Linked DNA regions of Homo sapiens: regions 1, 3, 4, 5 and 6 are each linked to region 2. A link is a contact called in ENCODE Hi-C or POLR2A ChIA-PET data. All regions are on one chromosome and are shown on one strand. The core of a region is the stretch at or near the end of the contact, and the rest is flanking DNA. Distances in the headings are between cores, read along the strand shown. Region 1 has its middle 66 kb from the start of ZNF217. Region 2 overlaps BCAS1 (brain enriched myelin associated protein 1). Region 3 overlaps ZNF217 (zinc finger protein 217). Region 4 has its middle 120 kb from the start of ZNF217. Region 5 has its middle 92 kb from the start of ZNF217. Region 6 has its middle 50 kb from the start of ZNF217.

Region 1 (3,722 bases), core at 1,106-3,605, 360 kb before region 2:
TGTGCTTCCTCTGGATGATGGGGGAGGCAGGGGAAAGGGAGAGCAAACAGCTGCTTGAGATGGGAGGGGGCAGAGAGGTGAGGAGGAGAGGAGCTTAGGAGGACTGAGATCCTCATTACCTACCCTCAATAGCTGTGGCACAATAATTCTTTTCTTTTGGAATGCAAATATGGTATTTATAGCCAATCAGGTCTTTTGAGTGGATTAACATTTAGTCCTTTTGATATGGGAAGAAAGAAGGGGGAAGGAGAAGGAAGAAAGAAGAAAAGAAATTTAAAAAAATTAAAAGTAGGGAGAAATAGATTAATCCTGACACTAATATAATGATCTGGATAGCTAAACTACATCGATGTTTCTGGGGTGCCAGGTATAGGCTAACACTTTCTTTTTATACTTATCCCCTAAATCTCCAATTAAGTAAACCTTACCCTAGCTGACACTCCCTCAGTTTCTTCAAATCTTTTAGTCATCTTTCTTGAGGGCATTTAATGTTTTTCCTACTTTAAATTCACGCTCTTGCTAAAGACCATCTATGTAAGATAGGTGCACTATTCATGGCACAATTATGCGGTTCCCAGTTAAAATGTGATAAGGGAAGTTATAGCTGGATTCTCCTATGATGTAATGTAGTCTTTGAATGACACTTTAAACAGTCACAGCTTTTCTCCATTGGGATCCCCATTCTGCCCCTCAAAGCTGTGTGATCTTGGGTACCTCTTCACACTTCAGTTTTGCCATCTGTAAAATGGGTATAGCAATGGTATCAAACCTTAAGCGGCATTACGGAGGCCAAATATGCTAATGTGTATGTTTGGTGTAGAGTAAGCCCCAAATAAAGACTAGCCATTGTTTTCGTGGCCATTTTTTGTCTGTTGAGAAACTGTTAATGCAGCAACTTTCTCCGGGTTAGAGTTGGATTAACTAACAAGCTTCTGAGGAAAATATTAAAATTTCCCGTGATTTTCCACAGTGGCTATTTAATATATATTACATCAAGCAAGCAGGTAAAGAAAAGCAATACTTTCAGGTGTAAATACAGCACCTGGATTGGGTTGATTTTGGTAATTCGGTTTTTTTCCTTAGACAAAGCTAGGTTTTCAAGCCAAACAGTACACAGCTGTAGAAAACAGTCACTTAAAATTTCAAAAGGTTGCTCTGTATGTGTAATTACTATTATTATTATTATTTCAGACAGAGTCTTGCTCTGTCGCCCAGACTGGAGTGCAGTGGTGTGATCTCGACTCACTGCAACGCTCAAGGGATTCCCATGCCTCAGCCTCCTGAGTAGCTCGGTGTAAAATTACAGGCATGTGCCACCACGCCCGGCTAATTTTTGTATTTTTAATAGAGATGGGGTTTCGCCATGTTGGCTAGGCTGTTCTGGAACTCCTAACCTCAAGTGATCCGCCCACTTCGGCCTCCCAAGGTCCTGAGATGACAGGTGTGAGCCACCTTGCCCGGCCCCGTATGTGTAATTATGTATCTACTTTTATTCTTGATGTTGTTTATAAGTACATTCCCTCTTGTTTTTCTTACTCATTCTTACCAATGGACTTAAACTTAATTTTATTGGACTTTACAAAGAATGAGTGATTTTTTTTTTTTTTTTTGAGACGGAGACCCCGTCGCCCAGACTGGGGTACAGTGGCGCAATCTCGGCTCACTGCAAGCTCCGCCTCCCGGGTTCACGCCATTCTCCTGCCTCAGCTTGCCGAGTAGCTGGGACTACAGGCGCCCCGCCCGGCTAATTTTTTGTATTTTTAGTTTAGACGGGGTTTGTTTCACCCTGTTAGCCAGGATGGTCTCCATCTCCTGACCTCATAATCGGCCCGCCTTGGCCTCCCAAAGTGCTGGGATTACAGGCGTGAGCCACCGCGCCCAGCCGAATCAGTGATTTTACTGATCAAAAAGTATTGGTTGTTTTTTATTTATGTGACAACTTCCGCTCTTAAGTTTATGAATTCCTTTGTATATTAGATTATGGAAGTGTCTTTAAGAAATAAATACAATTTTAAAATATCTATCTACAGGTAATATCCACATCTCTATGTCTATCGATAGAGAATAACATTTAGGGAAACGGAGAGGGGAGAGGGAGCTAGAATGGAAAGGGCACCTCACAGATGATTTCTCCCCTAACAAATTTTTGTTTTGTTTTGTTTTGCTTTGAGATTTTACTTTTTTGCAAGAAGAATCTATTTAGGTATTAGTTGAATTTTTCATCGGTCAGGTCCAAAGAACAAGGGGGGGTGGGGAGGGGACGGCGGGAGAGTGTGGCAGGGTGTGGGCGGGGCAGGAAGAAATGGGGGCCCACCCTGAAGGCTTTCTTAGGTCCTTTTCTCAGCCATTTTCCTCCTTCCCCAACCGGAGAATTGCCCCGCGTGTGCAAGGAGCGGCGTGCCTCCACGCAGCAGCAACAACAACAGCCGCGCGAGTGGCCGCAGCGTCCACGCCGCCCGCGAGTGGCCGCAGCGTCCACGCCGCCAGCGCAAAGTCGGTGCGCACAGCCTGGCGCGAGTTCGAAGCTGGAGAGGGCTGTAAAATAGATTGGGGGGCGGGGGAGACCACGTGATTTTCTGGAACGCTGGCTCGCCTCTTTATTTTGATTCTCGAGTAAACTTACAATCCCCAAAATGCGTTGAGGGCATCGGAAAGAGTAAAGTCACGTTCCGCTGGAAAGGATCACTTCTTAAGTTCACATGAACCTATTCTTTGATCCTCCTTCATTGCTGCTTAAGATTTACTTCTCTTTCAAATCAAATAATGTGTTTCTTTCTCATTCTGAGAAAAGCTTTCAAGATGTGATTTCCCTTTTGAAACACTTTGAAGTCTTTCCCCAGCACATCCTTTCTTAAAGGGATTTGGTAAGAGGAGATAGGCCTGGAGGCCAGGGCATTTTAAAGTCACTTTCCAAATACCCTGTGTTCCCTTAAAGAGTCTTGAATTGAAACATCCCAGCTGCTGGAAGACGTTTCCAAATGTGACTCTGTGGCTGCAACACCCTAATGTCTTCTCTCCTAGGACCCTGGTGGGTCATAAAGACAGACAGAGCAGAAAGGAAGCCTTTAGTTTTTTAAGTAAAGCCACTTCCATGGGCTTCCTAAAACAACAAGGATTCTCACATTTAGTTAGTCCTCTCTGTTAGGACATCAAGGGAGAAACAGCTGAAATCCAGGGCTGAACATTTCCTGGCGCGGCTAGATTTGAAGCTTCCAGTATGTGGAGTATCACCTTCATTCCCTCTGGGGGCGTCTATATGGTTTGTGCCAGGTGGGAGCACCTGCCCCGTGGTGGCCAAAAATACTGACAGCAATTCAAGCTTCTCACTTCCGAATGAGATGTTTGTACACGAAGTGACCTTTAATTGTGTCTTAGAAACTCATGTCAGATCAACATGTGGTTTCACTTATTCAGGAGAGGTTATTACATTTCAAGCTGTTTTGTGTTAGTTTTTAGCATTTAAATGAAGTATTTTCTCTTTCATATATTTGATGTGGCTCAAAGAAGCTTGCTTCTTTTTCTTTTTTTTCCTTCATAGATTTTATTGTTTGATTAGATCTTTTTGTCAAGTCAGATCAAAGATGGCTTTTCCTTTCTTTAGGAGAGAGATCTTTTATGAAAACAAATCAATAGAACAGATTTCACAGTAAAGAGGCATTTTGTTTAAAAGATTTTGAAAAGAGGAAAAAGATTACAATGAGGGTAGAAGAGAGATGTTTTTA
Region 2 (3,925 bases), core at 187-2,686:
GTGTTTGAAGACTTTAAAATTGCATACTGCCAAAGCGCCACGGTGGAAACAAGCTTCTTAGTGGTCCAGGTAGTTGATTAAGAAATTATCTAAGACTTCAGAGGGAAATAAAATAACATGAAAATATAAAACCAAGAAATCTAGATTTCCATTGTCCTCTGGCATCTTTTCTGAGATGGAAATTGAGTCTGGATAACACAGATATAAAAATGTTCCACTTAGCCATTTTTCTTCCTCTTTTGGGGAAGAGAGAGGCAATGTTAATTTCAGCTGCTTATACTAATTGAACCAAGCCGGGTTGGACCAATTATCCAGTGTGATACTCTCTACTGTAAATCACAACATCACTACCTGTTTTACTACCCTGTGGACATAACCTCAGGATACTTAAGGCTCATCTCACACGGGGGTAGCAGAAGTCTAGCCCAGGGCCTTAGCATGGTACATCATCATTAATCCATAGTTATTAACTGATGTGGAGATGTTACATTTGTAAGATTAAATAAAGCATTGTCTGTTGTTCACATAGGGGGAGGGGGGAAAGAAATCTATCTAAGAAAGCAACGCACACTTGCTTCCCATATAAAGCTAGTGTACATTTTCTCTTTTCTCCCTCAGCAACTCCTCTGCTTGAGGGGTAAGTGAATTTGTCAACTTGAGTTCCAATGGCAAGTAAAATGTGGGTAGAGAATTAAGCAATAAAATGTTCTTCTCTTGTTTCCCTTTTGGCAGCAGGCTTTGCTTTGGGGATAGTCCTAAGGACACATGAGTTGGCACACTCTTAAGTATAGTTCCCTTATGTGTGATTTTTTTTCTTTTCTTTTTTTTTTTTTTGAGGTGGAGTCTCGCTCTGTTGCCCAGGCTGGAGTGCAGTGGTGCGATCTCGGCTCACTGCAATCTCCATCTCCCAGGTTCAAGCGATTCTCATGCCTCAGCTTCCTGAGTAGCTGAGATTATAGGCGTGCACCACCATGCTTGGCTAATTTTTGTATTTTTAGTGGAGATGGAGTTTCACCATGTTGGCCAGGCTGGTCTTGAACTCCTGGTCTCAAGTGATCCTCCTGCCTCAGCCTCCCAAACTGCTGAAATTATAGGTGTGAGCCACCACGCCCGGCCAATATGTGTGATTTAAAATGGAAAAATACTGCTGCAGGCAGAGTGAGTGAAGAGTGATTCCCAGGGTAAGCCACACTGGGCAAAAGGGATTTGTGGAAGATTCTTCTGTTCCATGATTAGTTCCTAACAAGCACAACCTTCCAGACTGGTGACAGCATTTCACATTTACTAAAGGAAAAATACCCAATGTTACGGAAAACAAACAAACAAAAACAAAAAACAAACAAAAACCACACCAGAAAACCTGCCTTTAAATACAAAAAACTAATAATCCACAGCCTAGAACACATTCGTCATCTATTTAACAAACACTTCCCCAAAGCGAGAAAACAGTTTTGAATGCTGCCAGAATTAGGTTGCAGACTTTCTAAGAATTGTTTGGCCCGTGCAAAGAAAGAAAGAAAAAGTCACATGCTATTCACTGACTGTTTAAACACTTCTCTGTTTCTGTTCCTCACCCAGTTGTGATTTTCACTCTCCTGTCTACTTTCTATCTCAAAACTCTGTTTATTTCACTCAGAGCTCTTTCTAAACTCTGGAAGTGTTTGCTTGTTAATTCTCTTTCTTTTTTAAATTGTTGGTCTCTCCACTAGAAGGAAAGCTCCCATGAAGTACACTGTTCTACCTGCTGGGGAATCTAAAATCATTCCTGGCACAAAGGAAATACTCATATTTGTTGCATGAATAAATGAAAGTATCCACTTACTTTTTTTTTTTTTTTTTCGAGACAGAGTCTCGCTCTGTCATTCTCCTGCCTCAGCCTCCCGAGTGGCTGGGACTACAGGCGCCCGCCACCACGCCTGGCTAATTTTTTGTATTTTTAGTAGAGACGGGGTTTCATTGTGTTAGCCAGGATGGTCTCGATCTCCTGACCTCGTGATCCACTTGCCTCGGCCTCCCAAAGTGCTGGGATTACAGGCGTGAGCCACCGCGCCCAGCCTCCCACCCCTTTTATATATTGCTTAACACTGGCTGCCTGATTGACTCTCAGGCTGGAATGACAGATGGTCATCTAAGTAGCTTCAAATTCTGATAAGTGCTATGAAGGATGAAGGAAGTAAAGTGGTCCATGATGGGTGTATTTACTTGATTCTCAACTGTACCCAAGAAAAATACCAATGCAAGTGTTATGACGAAGGACAACCTACATGGCTGCGCTGCTGGGAATCATTTGGTGAACTGGAGAGTGGGTGCCCCATCTTAAGGGACAGTCACAACTCACATTCTGTCTGGAAATATAGGGCAAAACTACCCATTATGGGGAAGTCTGAAATATAGAATTGTATTGACATATTATTGCTTTAAAATATCATCAACTTTGTTAATTCAAAAATATAATTAATTAATTAAAATATTATTTAAAACACTATGTAGGCCAAGTAAGATGCATCTCTGGCTAGAGGCCTTCTACAGATGGCTAGTTTTCAACTTCTGGTTTATGTTTTTTATTTTATTTTACTTCTTCAAACCCACAGCCAACATCATACAACTTCTGGTCTAAATGCCTAGCTCAACGTTCTCTAGAAGAACCATTCCTTGGAAAATTGAGCTACCTTGTTAGAGGCCCAACAGCTACATGGATGATTAAGTTTGAGAAACACTTGGTTAAACAAAGTGAAACAGGCGTGCTTGCTGCAGGACTTCTCAGAGCCTTTAGTAGGTGGATGTCCATTGTGAATCTTCAGTAGAGACTATAAAGCAAATAGATTTTCTGAAACTATTCCATAGCAGAGCCCTATTTCTAGGCCCATCTTATTGGACTAACGTTCCACAGACCAACTTGGAAAGTACTATCACGCTGGTTAACATTAGGTGTCAACTTGATTGGATTGAAGGATGCCTAGATGGCTGGTAAAGTATTGTTTCTGGGTGTGTCTATGAGGGTGTTGCCAGAGGAGATTAACATTTGAGTCAGCGGACTGGGAGAAGAAGACCCACCCTCAATGTGGGTGGGCACCTTCCAATCGGCTGGCAGCATGGCTAGAACAAAGCAGGTGGAAGAAGGTGGGATAAGCTGGGTTGCTGAGTCTTCCAGCCTTCATCTTTGTCCTGTGCTGGATGCTTCCTGCTCTTGGACGTTAGACTCCAGGTACTTTGGCCTTTGGACTCCTGGACTTACACCAGTGGTTTGCCAGGGGCTCTCAGGCCTTTGGCCACAGACTGACGGCTGCACTGTCGGCCTCCACACTTTTGAGGCTTTTGAACTTCTGCCACTACTGGCTTCCTACCTCCTCAGCTTGCAGACGGCCTATAGTGTGATTTCACCTTGTGATAATGTGAGGCAATTCTCCTTAATAAACTCCCTTTCACATATACGTCTATCCTATTAGTTCTGTCCCTTTGGAGAACCCTGACTAATACAACTAACTTTAGAATTTTTTAAAGATATAAGATGTTTCAAAAGTTTTAAAGTGTTTCATCTCTTTGAACCTATAGGCACAGTGGTTAAGTGTGTGGGCATCGGTGACCAATTTCCACCCTGCCACTTTCTAGCACTATGATTTGCACAAGTTACTTTACCTCTCCGTGACTTAGTAAACTTGATAAGTTATAGCCGTTACAACTTCTGAGGGGGCGAGTCAGATGGGACAATACCAGAGGGAATGATAACTCAAAATTTATTTTACAAATTAATTGCAAAAAACAATTTACTAGATATTTCAATGGATTAACGCCATGACATGTTAAAGACCAAATTTAAAATACCAAGTAGATAGTACAAATGTAGACTTGTACTATGATTCTAAAGTTTAAGTGAAATCGTATACACCACATATTTTGCAATGACTTTCTATTTCAACTTGTGTTA
Region 3 (3,731 bases), core at 216-2,715, 440 kb before region 2:
CTTAAAGGAAAAACAAAAATATTTATATAAGAAGGTAGCTGAAGTACCTGAATAAGGCATGCTGACTTAAATATTCTTGACATAAACATTTTTGGAAAGCATGAAAAAATTCTTTTATATAACATCGGGTTAGAACAAAACGGCTAGACACACACCAAATGCTGTTGGAGGTTGTTTGAAGTTTTAGAGTGTTATAACATGATTTTGTTTTGTTTTTTTCTGGGTACAGCAGAGTACACTATTAAACATTCAGTTCTTCGTTTGCCTTAATCACAAGAAAGATCATTTCATAGACTGAATTGCCCGGGCAGCTTCCGGTTCTCAGTGTCTCTGAGCAGGCAGGATCTGGCAAACTGAAGGTGGACATACATACTGGCGGGAAAAATTATCTTCTTCAGAATAATTTAGAAAAATGAGCCAATTACAAACCGTCAACTTCCCAACCACCAGGGGAAAAATAAGCCGTTTAAGGTTAGGATTAAACAACTGACCACTAGAGGGCAGCAAGCACAACTTAATCTTCAACAGAAAAGAAAGTCTGGCATTGGGCAAGCACCTAGGAAAGTCTGTCAAAATTTAGCAAAGTTTTGGAAAGCAGGCTGTATTGTCCACAAACACTCATGTGGGCGAAAGAGATCTGACAAATGAAAACCTGTCCCCAAATGACAGTGTTTGGCTTTAGTTTCTGCAGGACAATAGGACAATGTGTCTCACGTGCATCAGGAGAAGTTAGAGTCCACTGGAAGGAGGACAGAACTTCAAACACACACCAGCCCTCCAAAAGACAATCAGAGGTGCTGCCGTTAAAATACCACCCCCAAAACACATGAATGTTTAAGTTTTAAATAAATGTCCCCTCACTGTAGATCATATCACTATCCACCTGTAAGACAGACACCCTTGATGATCTATATAGTGTCTAAAGAAAGAAAAAAAAATTTACTTGATCTTCTTAAGTCTTAAAAAAGCCAGGATGATAGTACAATATGATAAATCTAGACTACTAAGATAATATAAGTTTAGGAAAATCAATTCCCCAAATACAGAATGGCCAGCTTTTTTTTCTTACAATCATACCCAAACTAGCTGGGTTTATAACTGGGCGTTGTTGCAATTTCCGACTCCCAACTATGTGTCAGGATTTATGGTATGTTGCGTCATATCCAAAAAGCTATGAAATGCCTTTTCTTTAGAACAAAGGACATGACATTTCCACATCTACCTGGTTCCTGCTCTTTCAAGCATCACCTCTGACTTTACAGTTATATTTTTTAAAGGACTGTGATCTTTTTACAAATAGGCTGTTGAAATTGTCCTTGGGAGGTGGAAGACAGGGGTCAATGAACCATTTTGCAAACAGGGAAATAGTAGCAAAGAAAGGTTAAGCAACTCATAATTGGTCACAAAACAACGCAGTGGTAGAACCAGAACTCAACGCCAAGCTGGGGTGCTCCCACCCACAGCCAGGCATTCTGTCCTGCCTGATGATCTAGCCCATGTTTTCCACACCACCTACCGGTAACTGGCCTTTTCATTTCTTTCAGGGAACTGGGGCATCTCACAGGGCCCCTGCAACAGTACCGGCACTAGCAGAAACCACTTAGCTAACTGGAGTCTGTGTTTAAAGCCTCTTTTTATGATGCCATTAAGACATTAGATTTGTAGTATGCTAAGTGCTGGGTTTCCTGTGTCCCAGGAAACTCAAAAACATTCTAAAGATTTGATATACAGACTACAGTTCTCACGTCAATCACATGATCAGAAAAGGAACTGGCACTGGCTGAAGAGCAGGTGAAGGAAGAGTCCAATCAATCGTGTGGGCAAATTCATCGTGGGTCTCATACACCCAGTTTTCCGAAGAATTCAAGCACACAATCAAGTGACACTGAGAGGAGGAGGCACTTGTTTTAACCGAGGACCACTTTGACAGATGCTTCCCTAAGACCGATTCATGTTCCCATCATTCGCTTGTCAATTACGGCCTGCCCATCAGGGTCTTTTCAACTGTTTTAAGCAGCAAGATCCTCTATTCAAACAAAATACTAAACTCTGATAGGAGAAGCTCTGGCTACAGTGAGGATGGGCGCAACTCCAAACACAGGTGGAATCCTTTGCCCTAGATAACGCCCACCAGGGCTCAGGAATATTATGTGAGCATGCCTTCAGTGATCACCTTCTCTTTCTATAAATGCCACTAGTACACTGAAAATTCTGCTGAGCAAATGAGCCTTCTTAAAAATGTCTTCAGTGTGCTCACATTCCTTGTATTTTATGACAAATCATTTGGGTTCCTGAGGTACCTATAAATGGATACTAGCTTGCCAGACAGAAAGGACAAGGTTTTGGACAGCACCAAACGGCTGCCCAAATAATATTCCTGGCTCTAGTTGATCATCACTCCCAGTACCTTTTATGGCCACTAGAAATTCACTACAGAAAAAGATCAGGAACGCCAGAAAAACTTAAGTGAAGGCTAGGGTCTCTCAATGCTCAAACTATTGACATTTGGGACCAGATAATTCTTTGATGATGGGGCTGTCCTGTGCACTGTACCATGCTGAGCAGTGTCCCTGGCCTCTGCCCACTGGATGCCAGCAGGCACACCCACACACACAGTATGACAACCAAAATGCCTCCAGACATTGCCAGATACTGATTGGGAACAAAATCGCCCCAGTTAAGAAGCAGTGCATTTGGGCTGGATGCACAAGTTATTTTTTTTTTAAAGTGTGTTTTGTGAGCAAAACGATACACGTTTAAAAAATATATATATATTTTCAGAACAAGGAGACCTCTTAACTCAACCCTGTTATTACAGAAATGAGAAAATTAAGGCCCTGAGAGGTTAAATGACTTACACAGAGTGATACCAAAAAGAGCCTGGACTTGACTCTGGCTCTCCAAACCCCATTCCTGGCCAGCGTTGTCTGGAGATGGGAATAGAGAGGGGGAGACGGGGAGACAGACAGACACAGGCGGAACAGCACGGGACGGAGACAGGGCAGCTTACCCAGATGGATTCCTTCGGGAAGCCCATCCTCAGATCCGTCTTCAGAACCACCTTCCCCTCGATCCACGGCTCCATTTTCATCCAGAGGGGCGGCGAGGTCAGGAGAACACGTCCCCGGCTGCCTCCCGTCCACAGACATGGTGGGCGACTCCGCGCCGGCCCTCCGGTCCTTCTTGTGGACCCTGGAGTGCAAGACCAGCTGGTGGTAGGTTCTGAAAGCTTTGCCGCACTCGGAGCAGTGAGTGGGCTTCTCCTTGCTACTGGGTAACTTGGGATCCGCGTCCACGGAGGGCGCTTCGCCGTGGGAGTGTTTGCACTTCTCTTTCTCTTGCGAGAGGCCTGCACAACTGCCCTTATTTGTTTCTCCAAGCTCCTTCTCGGAACTCGAATCGTCGTTGTCGGTGCTCCCTTCTTGCCCCGATTCCTTCACTTCTTGGCAAATGGCAACTTTTCCTTTGGTAGCCAGCTGCCAAGCCTGGAAGGTGGTGAACGGATCGAGCTGAGGGATGCATCTGACAGGCTTCTTCCCCGTTTCAGGGTGAGATTTTGGTCTCAAGTTGAACAACTGCAGGAAGTCCTCCCTCGAGGACGGCATTCCTCCTTGTGGAGAGTCTGTCTGCGCGCTGCTGGTACCGAAAGCAGTTTTTTTGGTGTGCACCTTGCGGTGCTCAATTAGACTTTCTTTATTTGGAAATAGGAAGCCACAAACCATGCAGATTTT
Region 4 (3,688 bases), core at 49-2,548, 310 kb before region 2:
AGAGTTGAAAAGACATGTGCAAAATCAGCTTTCCAGAGCCAGTACAAAGAGTTCTGATGCACCACATTCTCAAACCTTCCTTTGACTTGAGACCCAGAACCGAAATCTCTTGAAACAGCAGCATCCTATTCTTTCTTGGACAAAGTTAACAAAAATGAGGTTTTGTTACAACCATGATATCTTGTCTCCATCACAAAACCCCAGAGGCCTTGCTAATTCTTTCCAAGTAACAGAATTTACCTAAATTGTGCCAAAGTTAATATTAAACCTCAATCACTGTTCTGACCCAGGGCATAAACATCCTGAGAAATCAAATGCTTTTTTGTATTAAATACATGTGTACGCACACACACAAGCTCACACACACATGCGCACACATACACACACAAACACAAGCACACACATATATACAAGCACACACACACACAAACACATACACACAAGCACACACATATATACAAGCGCACACATACACATGCACACAGGCTCAAACACACACATGCACATACACGTACACATGCATTCACACATTTACATACACATATACACAGGCACACAATACACACCTGCACACATACACACACATATACACACACAAAGCATCTCATTAGTGACTCCCTGCTGTGAAAGGAATTTTATTTAAAAATAATTGTCACATGTACTTTAGGACTTGTAATTATTTTAACAAAATGTTCTTGTCATGTTGATGACATTCTAATGACATGTTATTGGTATTTTTGTTCTCCAAATGCGAATGTTTCCCAGGAAACTGACCAGTGGGAAGGAAGGTGGGTGGGGAAGTGAAAGTGTGTCAGAAACTGCAAGTTAGAGTTCTGCTTAACTCAGTTTAAGTTCTAGGGTGACTAACATTTTCTAGGGAGGAAGAGCGTTCTGGTTTCTTAGGAGTAACTGCAAACCCCTTCTCTGGGATCCTCTGAGCTTCCTCTGCATCCTGAGCAAATGCTTGTGACACAGAGTTGGTGCTTTTGATTTCTTTATCTGATTATCCTATTAGATCAGGCTCTTCATCAAGTAGCTGGCTTCTTTATCTCTTTAACACTCTCCAGTGTCCAGAAAAGTACCTGAATTTGTGTGTGGAACAAGTGACATGACTTATTTTCAAAATGAAAATGATACCATTGAGATTTCAAGATTCAAATGAGCTCATATTTTTTATGAATTCATCCTATGCAATTCAGCCCCTTTTAAGGTCTCTACCGTGGCAGCCAACTCTGTTGAAAGTAGCATGGGAGAGAGTGGTTTTTGCAGATGGCTCAAGCAAATGACAAGGGGGTGATGTGTGGGTTAAAGGCAGCAGGTTAATAGTGTGGGCAGAGAGAGGAATGTGGAACGGAATCACAGCTTTGTTGTGGCACTGAATCGCTGTGAGCATTGGTTTGCTCAGCTGTAAACTAGGCTCACATCTAAAGCCTAAAGACGTTGTAAAGATTAAATGAGATAATACGCATGGAAGGCTTAACAGGCTGACTGGTCCAGGGTCATTTTCACTCAACAAATGTAGTTCCTGTCCCTGCCTTCCTCCCTCCACCAACTACCTCTTTTTTTTCAGTTAAGTGTGTTTTTAAAAATTGTGGTAAAATATACGAGACAAAAATCTACCAGTCTGACCATCCTCCCCTCCCCTCCCCTCCCCTCCCCTCCCCTGTCTTCTTTTCTTTCTTTTTTTTAACAGGGTTTCACTTTGTTGCCCAGGCTAAAGTGCAGTGGCATAGTGACAGCTCACTGCAGCTTTGACCTCCCCAGGCTCAAGCCATCCTCCCATCCTAGCCTCCAGAGTAGCTGGCACTACAGGCATGTACCACCATGCCCAGCTAATTTTTCTATTTTTTTTTTTTTTTTGTAGAGATGGGGTCTTGCTATGTTGCTCAGGCTGATCTCTCAAACTCCTGGGCTCAAGCAATCCTCCCACCTCAGCCTCCCAAAATGTTGGGATTACAGGCATGAGCTACCATGCATGGCCTCATTGTAACCATTTTTCAAGGCATGGTTCAGTGACAGTAAGTACATTCACCTCATTGTGCACCCACCACCACCATCCATCTCCAGAACTTTTTCATTATTCCAAACTGAAATGCCATCCCTGTTAAACACTAACTCCCCGGCCAGGCATGGTGGCTCAGGCCTGTAATCCCAGCACTTTGGGAGGCCGAGGTGGATGGATCACAAGGTCAGGAGTTTGAGACCAGCCTGGCCAATGTGGTGAAACCCCGTCTCTACAAAAAATACACAAATTAGCCAGGCGTGGTGGCGTGCACCTATAGTCCCAGCTACTTGGGAGGCTGAGGCAGGAGAATTGCTTGGACCCAGTAGGCGGAGGTTGCAGTGAGCTGAGATCGCGCCACTGCACTCCAGCCTGGCTGACAGAGCAAGACTCTGTCTCAAGAAAAACAAAACAAAACAAAAAAAACACACTAACTCCCATCCGCCCCTTTCCCACCTCCTGGCAACCTCCACTCTACTTTCCGTCTCTATACATTTCACTATTCTAGGTATCTCATATAAGTGGAACCATACAATATTCATATTTGTCCTTTTGTGTCTCGCCTCATGCACTTAGCATAATGTCCTCAAAATTCATCCATGTTGAGGCATATATCAGTATTCCCCTTTTTTTTTTTTTTTTTGAGACCGGCTCTCACTCTGTTGCCCAGGCTGGAGTGCAGTGACACAATCACAGATCACTGCAGCCTCGACCTCCCGAGCTCAGGGCTCAGGCAATCCTCCCACCTCAGCCTCCCAAGTAGCTGGGACCACAGATGCACACTGCTACATCTGGCTAATATTTCCTATTATTTTTGTAGAAGGGGATCTCCCTGTGTTGCCCAGGCTGGTCTTGAACTCCTGAGCGCGAGTGATCCTTCTTGGCCTCCCAAAGTGATGGGATTATAGGCGTGCCACCACACCCAGCCCAGAATTCTATTTTTTAAGGTGGAATAATATTCCATTGCATGTATATATTACATTGTGTTAATCTGTTCATCTGATGATGTACATTTGAGTTATTTCCACATTTTCACTATTGTGAATAATGCTGTGGTGAGTCCTGGTGTACCAATATCTGTTTGAGCCACCTCCTTTTTCAAAAGTGTGTTTGACAGTCTTGGACTCCATTCTTTTTTTTTTTTTGAGATGGAGTCTCGCCCTGTCGCCCAGGCTGGAGTGCAGTGGCGTGATCTCGGCTCACTGCAACCTCTGCCTCCCGGGTTCATGCCATTCTCCTGCCTCAATCTCCTGAGTAGCTGGGACTACAGGCGCCTGCCACCACGCCCGGCTAACTTTTTATATTTTTAGCAGAGATGGGGTTTCACCGTGTTAGCCAGGATGGTCTCGATCTCCTGACCTTGTGATCCGCCTGCCTCGGCCTCCCAAAGTGCTGGGATTACAGGCGCGAGCCACTGCACCCGGCCTTGGACTCCATTCTTACCTAAGACATTGATGGTATGTGTTCCAGAACAGCCTCCAATCTCCCTCCTTAGGATTCCTTGAGTCCAGGAGTTCGAGACCAACCTGACCAACATAGCGAGACCCTGTTTCTACAAAAAATAAAAAATTAGCCAGGCCAGGCACGGTGGCTCACGCCTGTAATCCCAGCACTTTGGGAGGCCGAGGTGGGTGGATCACCCAAGGTCAGGAGTTCGAGATCAGCCTGGCCAACATGGTGAAACCC
Region 5 (3,721 bases), core at 1,177-3,676, 330 kb before region 2:
TAGCAGCCTTGATGCTTAACTCGATTTTTCTTTCTTCTGTTTTCTTACCACAGTACTAAGGAGGGACTTAATGCCATTTGTTCCCTACCCACTTGGCATTCATTCCTACCTGCCTTTGCTAACTGGCATTACTGATTGTCCACTAGATGCAACACCTATGCTAAACAATGGGGAACACAAAGATCTTAGGGATTTTTTTTTTTTTTTGAGACGGAGTCTCGCTCTGTTGCCCAGGCTGGTGTGCAGTTGCGTGATCTCGGCTCACTGCAAGCTCCGTCTCCTGGGTTCAGGCCATTCTCCTGCCTCAGCCTCCCGAGTAGCTGGGACTACAGTCGCCCACCACCACGCCCAGCTAATTTTTTGTATTTTTAGTAGAGACGGGGTTTTACCGTGTTGGCCAGGATGGTCTCGATCTCCTGTCCTCGTGATCTGCCTGCCTTGGCCTCCCAAAGTGCTGGGATTACAGGCATGAGCCACCGTGCCCGGCTGATCTTAGGGATTAACTGATTGATTGATTGACTGATTTATCTTTTTTCAACCCTGGCCTACAGAAGATCTTTGGAATTCACATAAGGTTTTTCTTGGGCCGGGCATGGTGGCTCACGCCTGTAATCCCAGCACTTTGAGAGGCCAAGGTGGGTGGATCACCTGAGGTCAGGAGTTCAAGACCAGCCTGGCCAACATGGTGAAGCCCTGTGTCTACTAAAAATACAAAAATTAGCGGGGTGTGGTGGTGGGCGCCTGTAATCCCAGCTACTTGGGAGGCTGAGGCAGAAGAGGTGGAGGTTGCAGTGAGCCAAGATCACACCACTGCACTCCAACCTGGGTGACAGAGAGAGACCCTGACTCAAAAATAAATAAATAAATAAATATATACGATTTTTTTTTTTTTGGAGGCAGGGCCTTGCTGGATCACCCAGGCTAGAGTGCAGGCACAATCTCGGCTCATTGCAACCCCCGCTTCCCAGGCTCAAGACATCTCCCACCTCAGCCTCCTGAGTAGCTGGGACTACAGGCACGTGCCACCACACCTGGCTAATTTTTTGTATTTTTGGTAGAGACGGGGGTCTCACTATGGTATCCAGGCTGGTCTCAAACTCCTGAGCTCAAGTGATCATCCCGCCTCAGCCTCCCCAAGTGCTGGAATTACAGGCGTGAGTCCCCTCCCTCGGTCGATTTTAGGAATGTAAAGGCTGGTAGAGCACTTCCAACTCCCTGTGTTTGGATTCACGGATTCTTCATGGAGCATTTCCCCAGGAAAAGACACACAAACAGATTAGGTGCACAATTACAGGGGTTTCATTAATATTCTCCAAGTTTATTTATGGATTCCCTAGACTTCCAAGATAAGGGCACTTGGTTTTACAGCATAATCCCCATATTTTATCACCCATAGGTTCACAGGATTGGGTGACTTGTTCAGGAGACTTAGTGAAGTGTTGTTCGTTTAATGTCTACGCTAAGTGAGTAAATGTATGGTCCTCAGTATTCTCAACCCTAAGTTACGGAATTGCTAGACACAGGGCCAGCTTCATGGGTGTATGTCTTGGGCAGCAGTTGCTTAGGGCTCTGTGCTCGGAAGCAGCCCGTCTCGAATGTCTGGGCTCAAGCAGTCTTCCCTCCTCAGCCTCCCAAAGTGCTGGGACTGCGCGCATGCACTACTGCACCCTGCCACTTTGAAATTTTTAATAACTTTTTGAACAAGAAGCCATGTGTTTTCATTTTGCACTGGACCTTACAAATTATGTAGCTGGCCCTTATTAGACATTGTGACACCTAAGAGAGACCACCCCCTGGGAGGACTGAACACTTGAAAAAATAATATTTATTGAGCAGGTATTAATTCATTTAACCTTCACAATGACCCGGTGTGGCAGGTTCTAATTTTACCCACATTTTACAGATGAGGAAAGCATTCTGTAAATGCAGTCAATTCTTGAAATGTCTAGTGTTGCTTAGTAATTAGAGGGCCTTACTTATGACCAAGAAGTTTACAATTTTGCCTATTTGCATACATTCTCCATCTATTTTAAACAAACAAGAGCCAAAAAACAAAACAAAACAAGCAACAACAACAACAAAACAAGAAAAAGTTGAGCCCCAGCTGTGCAGATTTCTTTCTGAAAACACTGGGTTATTATATTGAGTATTTTAGTACTAATTTAGAAAGTATTTTGATCTTGATTCGTCTACTGATCATGTCAGAATCCAACTCTGAATAATACTGAACGTGATTAGAGTCCCCAGAACTGAGCCAGACTGGGTCTGCAGAAAGTTCTTACAGCTACCAAAGATGGCTTGATATGTGTCTGGTGGGGGTAGGGAGGAGAGTGTGGCCTGTGGTTCCTCACAGCGGGGAGCAAGTGGCCTGTGGGTGGAAGAAACTGTCACTTCACCTGCAGCTGGGGGCACCCATCTTATTCATTACAAGGTCTGAGGAAGCTGGTTTACCAGGTCAGAATTCAGAAACGTGGATTTCACCTTTACCAGCTACTCAGCCCTAAGGCAGTTCACAATCTGAGTAACCATGGGCTGCTGAATTGTGATTGTTTAAAAACAGGCCGGGCTCAGTGGCTCATGCCTGTAATCCCAGCACTTTGGGAGGCTGAGGTGGGTGGATCACGAGGTCAGGAGATCGAGATCATCTGGGTAACATAGTGAAACCCTGTCTCTACTGAAAAAAAAAAAATACAAAAATTGGCTGGGTGTGGTGGTGCGTGCCTGTAATCCCAAGCTACTCGGGAGGCTGAGGCAGGAGAATCGCATGAACCCAGGAGGCAGAGGTTGCAGTGAGCTGAGATTGTGTTACTGCACTCCAGCCTGGCAACAAAGCTAGACTCCGTCTCAAAAAATATAAATAAATAAATAAAAATAATATGGCCCAGCCTGGGCACCGTGGCTCACGCCTGTATTCCTAGCACTTTGGGAGGCCAAGGTGGGTGGATAGCCTGAGGTCAGGAGTTTGAGACCAGCCTGGTTGGTGAAACCTCGTCTATATTAAAAAAATACAAAAAATTAGCTGGGCATGGTGGCGGGCGCCTGTAATCCCAGCTACTCGGGAGGCTGAGGCAGGAGAATCGCTTGAATCCAGGAGGTGGAGGTTGCAGTGAGCCGAGATTGTGCCACTGTACTCCAACCTGGGCAACAAGAGCAAAACTCTGTCTCAAAAAATATATAATAATAATAATAATAATAATATGGCTGGGTGTGGTGGCTCACGCCTGTAATCCCAGCACTTTGGGAGGCTGAGGCGGGTGGATCACCTGAGGTCAGGAGTTTGAGACCAGCCTCCAACATGGTGAAACTCCATCTCTACTAAAAACACAAAAAAATTAGCCAGGCGTAGTGGTGCACGCCTGTAATCCCAGCTACTCAGGAGGCTGAGAAAGGAGAATCACTTAAACCCAGAAGGCGGAGGTTGCAGTGAGCTGAGATCGTGCCATTGCACTGCAGCCTGGGCGAGGAGCGAAACTCTATCTCAAAAAAAATAAATAAATAAAATAAAAATAATATGGATTGCTAACTCAAAAGAGAACTGAAAGTTTTTTCTCTTCGCACTAAATAAAACCTCCCAAACTGTGGGGCCTTTAGATGCTAAAAGAAATGCTAGATTTTCTAATTAGTCTTCTCTAATAAAATACTTTTACAGTTTTCTGTGCCAACTGGTATATTATTCCCATAATTATTTGATTAAAAAGGAATGAAGTTCTTTGAAAACCAT
Region 6 (3,749 bases), core at 89-2,588, 370 kb before region 2:
CCTGGGTGACAAAAGCAAAACGCCCTCTCAAAAATAAATAAATAAATAAAGTCTGTTAATTTAAAAATAAATAAATGCTTAAAAGGCACTCTGTCTAATGAGTACAAAAATTGGAAGGAAAATGACCCTTCACTTCACTGTTGCATGAACAGGAAATGGAAATGTTTTTGGGCATATGTATCTCTTGGGAGAGTGAGGTGGAAAACAATACCAGCCACCATTCTTTAATTTGGATTGATCCACTGTTCTTGATTTTGAATAGCAGGTGGCTTTGCTGTGGTGTTATTGTTGTTGCTCTTTTTTTGTTTGTTTGTTTGAGACAGAGTCTTGCTCTGTCGCCTAGGCTGGAGCATAGTGGCGCGATCTCGACTCACTACAACCTCCGCCTCCCGGGTTCAAGCGATTCTCCTACTGGGATTACAAGCACATGACACCATGCCCGGTTAATTTTTGTACTTTTAGTAGAGACAGGATTTCACCATGTTGGTCAGGCTGGTCTCGAACTCCTGACCTCGTGAACCACCCACCTTGGCCTCCCAAAGTGCTGGGATTATAGGCGTGAGTCACTGTGCCCGAACGTTGCTCTTTAATGTTAGTATTTTGTTATCCCAAAGAAAGCTCTCAGACCACGGAGACTCTTAAAAGACAATATCAAATGTTTCAACAACTGACAAACCTCAGACTTCCTGTATTTCTGTAAGTTGCAGTTTTCCCTTCCTTCTTCTTCTAATTTGTTAATATCTCTGGGGCCACAGGCTCTCTCTCTCTCACACAGGTCTCTAACTAGATCAGTGGATCAAAGGTGAGGCTTTGCTAAGTAATCAGGGTAATTTCACCGGTGTAGCAAGCTATTAAAAACAGACCTGCAGGGTTTTTCAAGGACAACCAAGGTATTGATTTGGCAACCAAAAACTCCTGTAGTGCAAGCAATAATACACCAGGGCCAGTGTTTCCAACACCGTCACAACTCCTCCCCCTCCCTGTCCCTAGTGACATTACAAAAGGCACAGCTAAGGCCGATACTCCAGCTCCTATGCCCCTGCTCCTGTCTTCAAAAGGAACGTCACTGTTATAAATTAGACAAGGGAAGAAAAACCTCATTTCTTTGATGATTTTTTTAAAGAGCTTTGTTTTCCCACGCATAATTGTTCTTCCTATTCATTATGCCTTTATGTAGACTTTGCTTTTTCCTTTAAAGAATACACTTCTTATGTAATTTGTTTTGCATTTCTGGAATGAGGAACTTTTCTGCTCATATTGTTGTTAAAATCTAGACAACACGCCCGTGTGATAGATCACCCTGAGCCTTGGAAGGAAATGATTCACCACAATACTGTAACTGAAAGTCGTCTAACACCAGGGCTGGAAGGCAGGCTATGAACCGCTGCATTACCTGCGTGCAGCAGCAATGGGAGGCAGCCAGAGGTTCCCTCGGCCTGCCTAGCTCACTTCAGCTTTGTTCCTGTTCTGTTTCCTCCGTCCGAGTAGCAGGATGCTGGAAATTCATCCTCCATTTTTAAGTTTTAAAAGAAACCCAAAAATTGTGATTTTTTTTTTTTTTTTGACACCGAGTTTTGCTCTTGTCACCCAGGCTGAAGTGCAATGGCACGATCTTGGCTCACTGCAACTTCTGCCTCCCAGGTTCAAGGGATTCTCCTGCCTTAGCCTCCTGAGTAGCTGGGATTCCAGGTGCCCAGCATATGCCCAGCTAATTTTTGTATTTTTAGTAGACTCAGTGTTTCACCATCTTGGTCAGGCTGGTCTTGAACTCCTGACCTCAGGTGATCTGCCCATCTCAGCCTCCCAAAATGTTGGGATTACAGGGGTGAGCCACTGCACCCAGCTGGGATTTTTAATAAGCCACATCTGCCCAAATGGGCCTTTCCAGGCTACTGTCTTATAATTTTGCACTTAAATTTGTATTTAAACCACACATTAATGCACTGTATGGAAAAAGTGAACACCAAACATACCTATTACTAATAAAAAGATTTCAAACAATAAAGCCAAAAGAGCAGAGAAACTAAAAATAAAAAATATGTATTTTATTTTCCTCTGCATGTTTTTGGTGAAGGCAGATCATAGATTACGCCCATGTCAGAAACAATGCAATTTTATAATTCTTATGAAAAATGGGCCAGGCGCAATGGCTCATACCTGTAATCCCAGCACCTTTGAGAGGCCTAAGTGGGTGGATCACCTGAGGTAGGGAGTTGGAGACCAGCCTGACCAACATGGAGAAACCCCGTCTCTACTAAAAATACAAAATTAGCTGGGCATGGTGGTGCATGCCCGTAATCCCAGCTACTAGGGAGGCCGAGGCAGGAGAATTGCTTGAACCCAGGAGGCAGAGGTTGCAGTGAGCCGAGATCGCTGGTTGTGGTGGTGTGCACCTGTAGTCCCAACTAGTCTGGAGGCTGTGGTGGAAGAATCTCTTGAGCCTGGGAGGTTGACGCTGCAGTGAGCCAAGATTGTCACCGAACTCCAGCCTGGGCAACAAAGCAAGACCTTGTCTCCAGAAAAACAAAAACAACAACAAAAAAAACTAATTAATATTTCAGTAAAATTTAGGTATAAATTTGGCAAGAATATAGTTCTTCACTTTTTTTCACTATGCTGCTCTTTTCTAAAATCAATTGATGAAATTTAAAAATTCGAGTGAATGTGTGTATGAAAACTGAATTAATCTGATATTTTCTTATATAAATTTGATTTCCATGATTACAGCTGAAATTGAGTTTAAGCTAACACAAATATTCAGGTGGTTTCCCTCCCTCCCTCTGTCCCTCCCTCTTTCTCTTTCTTTCTCCCTTTCTTTCTTTCTTCTTTCTTTCGACAGGATCTCTCTCTGTCGCCCAGGCTGGGTGTGGTGGCGGGTGCCTGTAATCCCAGCTGCTGGGGAGGCTGAGGCATGAGAATCACTTGAGCCTGGGAGGCAGAGGTTGCAGTGAGCCGACATCAGGCCACAGCACTCCAGCCTGGGCAACAGAATGAGACTATGTCTCAAAAGAATAAATAAAATGAAATGAAATGATGATAATAATAATAATAATAGTGCTAGTCTTAAGAGTGGGCTGTGCGGCTGGGCGCAGTGTAACCCCAGCATTTTGGGAGGCTGAGATGGGTAGATCACCTGAGGCCAAGAATTCAAGACCAGCCTGGCCAACATGATGAAACCCGTCTCTACTAAAAATACAAAAATTATCCAGGCATGGTGGCGCGCACCTGTAATCCCAGCTACTTAGAGACTGAGGCAGGAGAATCACTTGAACCCAGGAGGCAAAGGTTGCTGTGAGCCAAAGATCATGCCACTGCACTTCAGCCTGGGCGACAGAGCAAGACTCTGTCTCAAAAAAAAAAAGAGTGGGCTGTGACAGATGGATGACAATCCATTGAAAGCAGGTCTCAGCCATCTAGGTCAATCTGGGCAGCTGCTTATTTCTGTAAATAAAGTTTTATTGGAACACAGTTGAGCCTACTCATTTACATATTGGCAATGGCCTCTGTTCTACTTCCGGTTAAGACAAAGCCTCTAGCGCTCAAAGCCTAAAACAGGTATTAGCTGATGCTTTGCAGAATGTTTACTGACCCCTAATCTAAAGTATTTAGTACAGTTACTCGCATCTGGAAGATACCTGCTATTTATATGTTAAGTAAACTCAAAGGCAAAGATCAGCTTCTGTTTATCATTCTTCCTTTCCCTGGGTTCAGCAAAGGCCTTGCACATGTAGTGTGTGCTTTGTGAAATA

What was found. Hi-C counts contacts between places; a loop is a spot of excess contacts on that map. ChIA-PET counts read pairs that join two places held with the same protein, here RNA polymerase II (POLR2A). Pooled maps may share reads with other maps.
Region 1: a pooled map shows a loop between it and region 2 (4-fold over the local background). The contact joins two enhancer-like sites. A Hi-C loop is called at or near these places in 6 of 37 single-sample maps with no recorded cell type and 4 of 50 pooled maps. POLR2A ChIA-PET finds 5 or more read pairs at or near these places in 1 of 52 experiments (GM12878).
Region 3: a loop to region 2 is called in a map with no recorded cell type, with 3 times the contacts of the local background. The contact joins two enhancer-like sites. A Hi-C loop is called at or near these places in 5 of 37 single-sample maps with no recorded cell type and 3 of 50 pooled maps. POLR2A ChIA-PET finds 5 or more read pairs at or near these places in 1 of 52 experiments (activated T-cell).
Region 4: a pooled map shows a loop between it and region 2 (4-fold over the local background). The contact joins two enhancer-like sites. A Hi-C loop is called at or near these places in 2 of 37 single-sample maps with no recorded cell type and 2 of 50 pooled maps. POLR2A ChIA-PET finds 5 or more read pairs at or near these places in 1 of 52 experiments (CD4-positive, alpha-beta T cell).
Region 5: a loop to region 2 is called in a pooled map, with 2.2 times the contacts of the local background. The contact joins two enhancer-like sites. A Hi-C loop is called at or near these places in 1 of 50 pooled maps. POLR2A ChIA-PET finds 5 or more read pairs at or near these places in 2 of 52 experiments (CD4-positive, alpha-beta T cell and GM12878).
Region 6: a pooled map shows a loop between it and region 2 (4-fold over the local background). The contact joins two enhancer-like sites. A Hi-C loop is called at or near these places in 3 of 37 single-sample maps with no recorded cell type and 4 of 50 pooled maps. POLR2A ChIA-PET finds 5 or more read pairs at or near these places in 1 of 52 experiments (GM12878).

What each region holds. Positions count from the first base shown.
Region 1 is chr20:53,657,841-53,661,562 of GRCh38, forward strand. No RefSeq gene overlaps it. Among named protein-coding and RNA genes, the nearest start is that of ZNF217, 66 kb to the left of the region's middle. RefSeq lists enhancers at 2,372-2,431, 2,442-2,501, 3,422-3,481. Within about 2 kb of position 2,356, at least 19 of the 41 ENCODE cell types and tissues checked have a DNase peak (open chromatin) inside an H3K27ac peak, as active enhancers do; they include GM12878, where a contact is called at or near this core.
Region 2 is chr20:54,016,580-54,020,504 of GRCh38, forward strand. All of the region lies in intron 4 of BCAS1 (brain enriched myelin associated protein 1), which reads right to left. Among named protein-coding and RNA genes, the nearest start is that of MIR4756, 50 kb to the right of the region's middle. Within about 2 kb of position 1,437, at least 3 of the 41 ENCODE cell types and tissues checked have a DNase peak (open chromatin) inside an H3K27ac peak, as active enhancers do; they include GM12878, where a contact is called at or near this core.
Region 3 is chr20:53,578,451-53,582,181 of GRCh38, forward strand. It overlaps ZNF217 (zinc finger protein 217), which reads right to left. Exons shown (of 6, transcript NM_006526.3): 2 at 3,011-3,731. Among named protein-coding and RNA genes, the nearest start is that of ZNF217, 14 kb to the right of the region's middle. RefSeq lists enhancers at 3,390-3,731, 3,579-3,708. Within about 2 kb of position 1,466, at least 26 of the 41 ENCODE cell types and tissues checked have a DNase peak (open chromatin) inside an H3K27ac peak, as active enhancers do.
Region 4 is chr20:53,707,078-53,710,765 of GRCh38, forward strand. No RefSeq gene overlaps it. Among named protein-coding and RNA genes, the nearest start is that of ZNF217, 120 kb to the left of the region's middle. RefSeq lists an enhancer at 926-975. Within about 2 kb of position 1,299, at least 10 of the 41 ENCODE cell types and tissues checked have a DNase peak (open chromatin) inside an H3K27ac peak, as active enhancers do.
Region 5 is chr20:53,683,770-53,687,490 of GRCh38, forward strand. No RefSeq gene overlaps it. Among named protein-coding and RNA genes, the nearest start is that of ZNF217, 92 kb to the left of the region's middle. Within about 2 kb of position 2,427, at least 2 of the 41 ENCODE cell types and tissues checked have a DNase peak (open chromatin) inside an H3K27ac peak, as active enhancers do; they include GM12878, where a contact is called at or near this core.
Region 6 is chr20:53,641,978-53,645,726 of GRCh38, forward strand. No RefSeq gene overlaps it. Among named protein-coding and RNA genes, the nearest start is that of ZNF217, 50 kb to the left of the region's middle. RefSeq lists enhancers at 1,302-1,351, 1,392-1,441. Within about 2 kb of position 1,339, at least 29 of the 41 ENCODE cell types and tissues checked have a DNase peak (open chromatin) inside an H3K27ac peak, as active enhancers do; they include GM12878, where a contact is called at or near this core.